Regions from separate parts of the Mus musculus genome. Here all the other regions are linked to region 1. The links are chromatin loops, found by intact Hi-C in ENCODE. Cell type or tissue: left cerebral cortex. All regions are shown on one strand.

Region 1 (2,500 bases):
TAGCATCTAGACCCGTGAGCAAAATGAACTTTTTTATTCTTCATAAGTTACCCAGACTCAAGTATTTTGCTACAGCAATAGATAATGGACTAAAAAGTTTGTATAATTAAACCAAAAGAGGCCACCTGAAAGAATAGTCTTTGTAAAAGATATTTTTCCCTTCAATACTGAGGATACACAGTCCTGTATCTGTAACATTATTCACTGTTTTCTACATATTCTCCTGTGTGTTTTAAGCCATTTTAAGCAGTTTTTCCTACCACTAATGACAGTACTGGCAGGCAACCTGCAGAGACTCATTTCAGTCTCACAACCACTGTTCCCATTGTATAGATGAGAAAACTAAGGCTTGGAGGAAAGGAAAATGAATTTGGCCCAAGATTATCTAGTAGTTAAATAACTAAATCTTAACTCTGCAGTCCTAGCACCTCAAGAGGCTGAGGTAGGAAGATCACCAGTTCAAGGCCAGTCTGAACTACCCAGCAAAACCCTATCTAAAAAAACAAAAAACAAAACAAAAGGTAAGCCAGGCATAATGGCTCACATCTACAACCTCAGCACTTGGAAAGCTGAGGCAGGAGGACTATTGTGAATTCCAGGCCAGCCTAGCTACAGAGTGAAACTTCTCAAAACAAAACCAAGAACAACCTACCTAAGTAAATTTGACTCCAGACAACTTAAGGCTTCTGAGGCCCCGGTCTTTTCTGCCTCTAAGGGGCACTGCCTCCTTCCTGTTTTGCAGAGCAAGTTCCCAGCAACAGGCGGATATACAGACAGGAGTCCTTAATGGCTGGCGACTTACCTGGATCTCTTCATTTTCGTCTACCAGGAGGAAGCTCACAACCCTCTCTGTCATCTTCTTCCTCTTGGTCTCCTCATCCATCTCTTCCCCCTCCAGGGACTCCTGGACCTTACTGACAAGGTACACGGTAATGGGGTGTCTTCTCTTGTTACCCCCTGAATGAGTCCTCTTCTGGCATTCCAGGCAGAGATTGATTTTGCAAGTCTGGCACCTCACGGCTGCCCTTTGCCTAACACCTGGCGAATGCCCATTGGGGCCCTTGCAGGGGTCACAATAAGGGACATGGCCAGCTTTGAGTCTTATCCGCTCATGGTTTCGAAGGCGCTCCTGTCTGTGGAGTTCCTCCTCACAGCGGAGACACTGCAAACTACAACACTCATCACATTCAAAGATAGCTTCATCAGTCCCACTGCATGCATAACTCTCCTGGCACATGAGCCCCGGATTTAGGCCCTTCTCTGCTAGGGAAGTCTGGGCACTCATAACTTAGACTCGTTTGGAAACCACCCACCCTGCAACAGTCACTACTGTACTTTCCCAGGAATGAAGGAAGACAAATGCTTTGAGGCTGAAGGTGGCTAGCACTTCACAGGGTTCTGAGCCCTTTAAAAAAGAAAACCTGACTGGCTTAGGATTTTCACACGCTCACAAATGTTCAGATTTTTAATTCTCTGCCTCCCAGTCTCTTGTATCAGCAGCAGCAGCAGTGTCCACTGAATTTGATGGTCTCATCCTCTGCAAAGTGCAAAGAAATATGTGGTGGAAGTGAACTTGACAGAGTCTCTGCCACACGCTGAGGGGTCTGCTGGGTTCACAAAGGTCAGCTCATTGGTTTGGGTCTCAGCTACAAAGTCAGAGTGATGACAGAAGGTGGTGAGGAGCTGTTCGATTTACTTGGACCTCAAGCCAATGTTTCAAGGGCTACCTAGAGCAGAAAAAGAAGATTTTACTCATCTGGGGAAAAAAACCAGAAGTGTACCTTAAACTGAGCAAACAAAAAGGAGCACCTAATTGCTAGGCCAAACCCAGAGAGAACCCTCATTCTTGCTTATAAAACTTACAGTGGCTTCTTCTAGGACTAGAAATGTCATCTCAAAATCATGGCTAAGGATCTCCCTTCTGAAATCAACTGCCATGCTGGGTATGGTGGTAAATCCTAGCACTCAAAAGGCTGAAGCCTGCCAGCCTGGTCTACAGAGTGAGTTCCAGGACAACCAGGACTACACAGAGAAACCCTGTCTCGAAAAACCAAAAAAAGAAAAAAGAAAGAAAAAAAAAAAAAAAAAAAAAGGCTGAAGCCTGGCTACTAAACTAACTACAAAAACCAGCCTAGAGGCTCCTGCACAAGGGAGGCAGAGGCAGGTGGATCTCTGTGAGTTCCAGGCCAGCCAGGGCTACACAGAGAAGCCCTGTCTCAAATATGTGTAACAACAAAACACTTCTAGACCCAGAGCTTCTTAAAGATTTTGCTGGTTTGTTGGTAAAATGCTCTTCTCATTTCATTAAGCTCTGATTCAAAATCACTAAACAGACAGCTTTTAGGAGGCTAAGCCCTCTGCACCTGCTCCTTATATATGAGAAATGGAAAAGGAGGTCTGTAAAAAGCTAAGAAAAATATTGTAACAATAAATTCACACCACCCTCAAAGACCTCTACAAACCCAATTATCCTTATAAAATGGACTCTCTCAGCTCTAGT
Region 2 (2,500 bases), 48 kb after region 1:
GTATTACAGGCTTGTGCCACTAGGCCTGGCTAGAAGTTAGCTTTAATAAAATGTCTTAAACTGGGTATGGTAGTATACACCAGTCAGTAATCTCAGTACTTGCAATTAAATAGAGTCAGGATGGTCAAGTGTTAACAATTGTCATTAGCTGTATAGTATTTAGGGCCAGCTTTGATTACTTGAGATCCTTATCTCCAAAAAACACCAACAAAAAAAACCCAAACCAAACTGTTACCTTATTGCAAATTTGTGGGCTCTTTATGTTAGAACAGTTATTCTGTGACCTGATAGAAGCCATGCTCTCTTCCCCCTCAGTTTGTAATTTAATAGCACGTTTGTCTTTGAAGAACTAGCTAACACTGAGTCATTAAATACTGTTAACCTTGCTAGTTTAGTTTTCAAAGATCTATTGGGTTAAAAATGAATGTATCAGAACACTTAAAATTAGCTACCCTCCTGGATTCTGAGTTTGTTTTAAAAGATTCATTGATGTTTGGCATTTAATTTTTGATATTAACTGAACCTCAAAATTTTTTTCTTCCTTTATATGTATTCCCACATGATTGTAGGAGTCTATCCTGAACTTAGTTCGTGTACATTTTGGGAACTTATTTTAGAAAAGATCTAAGTTTTAAAAAATTCTCAATGGACAGACAGAGAAAAGAGGGTCTTTGCCAACTCCTTTGGGTAAGAAAACTTTAGAATTTTGCAGATACTCTAAAAATGAAGGTCAACAATGTAGGCATATCAGATTGGAAAGGTGTCAAATAAAATGATTTGTCATTTCTTTCTTTAGACTGGTGCAGTCAGAATGTCTTTCCCCCCTCATTTGAATCGCCCTCCCATGGGAATCCCAGCTCTCCCTCCAGGGATCCCACCCCCACAGTTTCCTGGCTTTCCTCCACCAGTACCTCCAGGTAAGTTTGAGCACATTTTTTTCTTATCATCATTCATTCATTTCTTTCTTGCCCCCTGCCCCCACCCCCTTTTGAGACATTGTTTCTCTGTAAAGACCTAGCTGTGGGTCCTTGAACTACAGAGATTCACCTGCCTCTGCCTTCTAAGTGCTTGGATCAAAGGCTTGTGCCACCATGCCTGGCCCCTTTTTCTTTTAAAAAAGACTGTATCTTTGCAGCATGGTATATGTGTGTATTTACTAGTAAATACGTGACAGTTTTATTGTGAACATGGTTGTTTGCTTTCTTTTTATGGGGGTAGTAGTGGGGAGAGGGCAGTTTTTGACAGAGTTCTGTATAGTACAGCTGTCCTGGAACTCACTTTGTAGACTAGGATGGCTTTGAACCCACAGAGATAGGCCTGTCTGTATCTCTTGAGAGCTGGGATCAAAGGTGTGAGCCACCACTGCCACCACTGTCTGATTTTTCTGTAGCATTTAAGTTATTTGTTTGGAGACAGAATGTGTTATCCCAGGTTCCCTACCACCTTTCAGTTGTCCGTGAGGCTCCTGAATGCTAGGATTACAGTTGTGAGTCATCACACTTGGCTTGACAGATTTGTATTTGTGGTTGAGTTTCTGAATCAGCTTGGAAATTCTTTAAAAATGATAAGTATATAAAGGTGCTATATCCATATTCATAAGGTTTAAAAATTTGAAAAATAAAGTTAGCAGTGAAATTCCCCTCAAAGTGTTAGTGCTAATTTCCCTCAAAGCTACCTAAATTAGTATAACAATTAGTGTTGTTACTATTGCTAAAGGGAAACAAAGTGGTAGTTGGTTTATCTTTGCAGATACTTAAAAATGCATGTTAAAGGGCTGCTGAGCCATCTCTCCCAGACTAATCTTGAACTCAGGGTTATTCTCTTGCCTCAGCCTAACAGGTGATAAGATTATAGGTGATTGTTACCACACCCAAATTTTACTTCTTAGTTTTATGTATAACTCCCTGCCTCCTTTTAATGGGGACAGGAGTCAAGGCAGGCTTTCACCTGGCCTAGGATGGTCTGGACCTTGCTGTGTAACCAAGCATGGCTAATAATCTTTCCATACGTCACAAGTTTGGGAGTACGTGTGTGTGTGTGTGTTGCCAGCATTCCTAGTTCTAAGTATTTTCTTGTAAGTTCTTTTCTTTGTAGTCTTGGCCATCAAACATTGAGCCTTCTAATATTTTTCATTATTATTAATTTGTGTTCATGTGTAAAATGCAAGGATACGCCCTGGTATAGGTATGGAGGTCAAAGCGTAGCTAATAGTTGGCTCTCTCTATCATGTGGGTACCAGGGAATGAACTCAGGTTGTCAGTCAGTCTTGGCAGTAGGTCCTTGGATATACTGAACTGTCTCGCTAGCCTCCTCTGTTTAAGTGATGCAAGATCTTTTACTGGAACTCAATCCTGTTTGGGCCACAATAGCTTGCCAGTGATCCCTGGGAATCCACCTATCTTCCCCTTGTAGGAACGATACGCCCCGTCCTATGCCTTACTTTCATGTGGATGCTCATCACTATCCTGTGCTTGTGAAGCACACACCTGGGTATGTGGGA
Region 3 (2,500 bases), 92 kb after region 1:
CAAAATACTAAGAAACAAGTCAGACAATACTCAGATTCCCTTTTTTATTATTATTATGTATATGAATACACACCAGACTAGGGCATCAGACCCCATTACAGATGGTTTTGAGCCACCATGTGCTTGCTGGGGATTAAACTCATGACCTCTGAAAGAGCAGTCAGACCTCTAAACTGCTAGGCAATCTCTCTAGCCCACTCAGTTCCTTTTTGATAACAAAAGGAAAAATGAATAGTTCAACAGTTTTTTATTTTTTCCTGGCAGCTTTACATTGTTGGTAGTTGTACCCAATTATAGAAACTGAGGAAACATATTTTGATTTCTAGGCGATATTCTAAATAAAGGCAAATTTTTCATTGAAAGATATTTCTGTAGGAAATCATTAAGTTTCTGTGAGCAAAAGTGAATTCTGGTCATATGCAAATATTACTTACCTTGGAGTCATTGTTAGGAAAACCTGGCCTGATTGACTAGGTCCTGGCTTCTAGTGACTGCATTCCTAGTCTTGCCTTGCAGGCTCCTCTCCTAAGTGACCTAGTCAATCAGGCCAAGTCATTTCCTGCTTCACTCATTAGTTGCTACTGGGTTTTCTCATCTTCCTATTGCCAGGTTTTGAATAATGGGGAAAATAAATGCTACACTGCAGAAATTCTCACTATTCTTTGGCACTGTTTGGTCATTCTTAGGTTTTAGTGTTTCTAGACCCTCAATGCTATATTACATTGAAAAAATAGAAAATTATTTAGTATGTGCCTTTCAAATGTCTCAGATCTTATTCACATAGTTAGAAGTGTTGTGTGCCTTGATATTTCCGTGGGTGCCCGAGTGGGATACATTAGCTTCTCTTGGCACTCTATAAACATTGTCTGTCTATTTGATATTCATTGGTGGTTAATGTTTAATCACCTTTGCCCTTCCCTGGTGTCAGTCTTCCCATGTCATTTATGTAATATTTGTGTTTATATCCCTAAAAAGGAATATAGAAAACAGAAGTATCTGTAGTCTACTCAGTTCCTGTCCCCCCTCCCCTTTGAGGGTTTACTTTTACAAGAATCTATTGGAACACTGAGTGTAAATACAACTGCCATTTTTGTCCATTAGACAGTTCTCTTGCTCATAGCTTTCATTCATGAGTATTTTTTTTAAGATTTATTTATTTATTATATGTAAGTACACTGTAGTTGTCTTCAGACGCACCAGAAGAGGGCGTCAGATCTCATGGTTGTGAGCCGTCATGTGGTTGCTGGGATTTGAACTCAGGACTTTTGGAAGAGTAGTCAGTGGTCTTAACCACTGAGCCATCTCACCAGCCCCATTCATGAGTTTTATAACCTAGGTGAACTAAGATTTGTTGTAGGACAGTGAGATTTTTTTATATATATACCAGTACTCCACGAACATCTTTGCACAAAAATGTTTGTCGAAATTGCTTCTCTGTATAGTTTACAGCATTTGCCATTCTACCAAAAGATCGCAATTAATGTAGTTTGCAAATGGCTTTTAGTCTATGCTTGTTTAGCAAGTGTATTGAGCTTGTTCTGTACTGTCTACAATTTTCTGCCTTCTTCCCATATAAGTAAATGATTGAGGGTATAAGTAAATGATTGAGGGAAAACTACCCAAGGTTATGCTATGTCTCCTCCCAGTTGCCATTCCGCTGGCGGAAAAGACTAAAGTATCAAGATCTTAAGCATGAAAATAGTGAAGTCTGAGTTTATTGAAGCAGGGTTGAGAATGTTGGGAGAAAATGGAGATGGATGCTCTACTATTTAGAACGAGGCCTTCTGGGAAGTAGAAAAAAGGAAGTTTGACCCAGTGTATCTTAGTTTGACCTGTAATTTGCTAGGAATCCCAGTCCGATTTCAACTCACTGTCCTGCCCCATCTCCTCCTGAGTGTTATGATTTCAGATACAACACCATCCCGATGTATTTGTCTCTGTTGGGAGTAGAATCTAGTTCCTCGTGTGTGCTCCTTAAGCACATTAGCCGTTTTCTGGTTATTTGGGATTATGAATAATTTCTCTGTTGTTTTTTGCCCAAGTGAAATGTGTGGTGTGCTGTTGATAATTGTCTCTCCGATTAAGGAAAATCTGAGGGATGTAAAAATCAAGATAGGAAACATTCTTTGCTTTCTAGAAGCTTGCCATCTGGGAAGACTTTCAGACTCGGAACCTAGACTAATAGGATATTTCTCAGGTTCTGTTTACCCACCAATCGCTTTGGTTTATTGAGAGTACAAACAGTAAATTTTATCCGTTTTGAGGAACTGTTCAAATAAATACTGTGGAGAAATGGGAAGTGTTGGATTTAAAATGTCACTACAAAACAAGGCACGGTGTCCCCACACATGGAAACCAAATAAATAGGTTCAAGCCCATCCTTTCCTACAAGGTATGTTTGATACCGGCAGGGAACGCTCGAATCGCAGTCTCAACCAAAAACAAGGGAAAATGTCACTTGTAGACTGGAAGAACGCTAGACGCGCCTCAAACCCTAGAG

Evidence for each region. Hi-C counts contacts between places; a loop is a spot of excess contacts. Peaks named below come from ENCODE experiments on the same cell type or tissue, not always from the same donor. Only the 100,000 strongest peaks of a DNase experiment are listed, where the experiment ranks them.
Region 2: it touches region 1 in a loop (1.8-fold over the local background); 9 of 42 quality-filtered maps call a loop at or near these places.
Region 3: it touches region 1 in a loop (2.1-fold over the local background); 2 of 42 quality-filtered maps call a loop at or near these places.

Annotation. Positions count from the first base shown.
Region 1 is chr12:83,593,596-83,596,095 of GRCm38, forward strand. Zfyve1 (zinc finger, FYVE domain containing 1) reads right to left here. Exons shown (of 12, transcript NM_183154.4): 2 at 803-1,727. The coding sequence starts at 1,285. Among named protein-coding and RNA genes, the nearest start is that of Zfyve1, 2.4 kb to the right of the region's middle. In left cerebral cortex, a CTCF peak has its summit at 1,155; a DNase peak (open chromatin) is centred at 1,256; H3K4me3 peaks cover 232 bases.
Region 2 is chr12:83,641,833-83,644,332 of GRCm38, forward strand. It overlaps Rbm25 (RNA binding motif protein 25), which reads left to right. Exons shown (of 19, transcript NM_027349.4): 2 at 797-917. The coding sequence starts at 812. Among named protein-coding and RNA genes, the nearest start is that of Rbm25, 11 kb to the left of the region's middle. In left cerebral cortex, no CTCF peak of the experiment used is centred here; a DNase peak (open chromatin) is centred at 1,438.
Region 3 is chr12:83,685,515-83,688,014 of GRCm38, forward strand. No RefSeq gene overlaps it. Among named protein-coding and RNA genes, the nearest start is that of Psen1, 1.4 kb to the right of the region's middle. In left cerebral cortex, a CTCF peak has its summit at 1,199 (motif pointing right); no DNase peak of the experiment used is centred here; H3K4me3 peaks cover 481 bases; H3K27ac peaks cover 428 bases.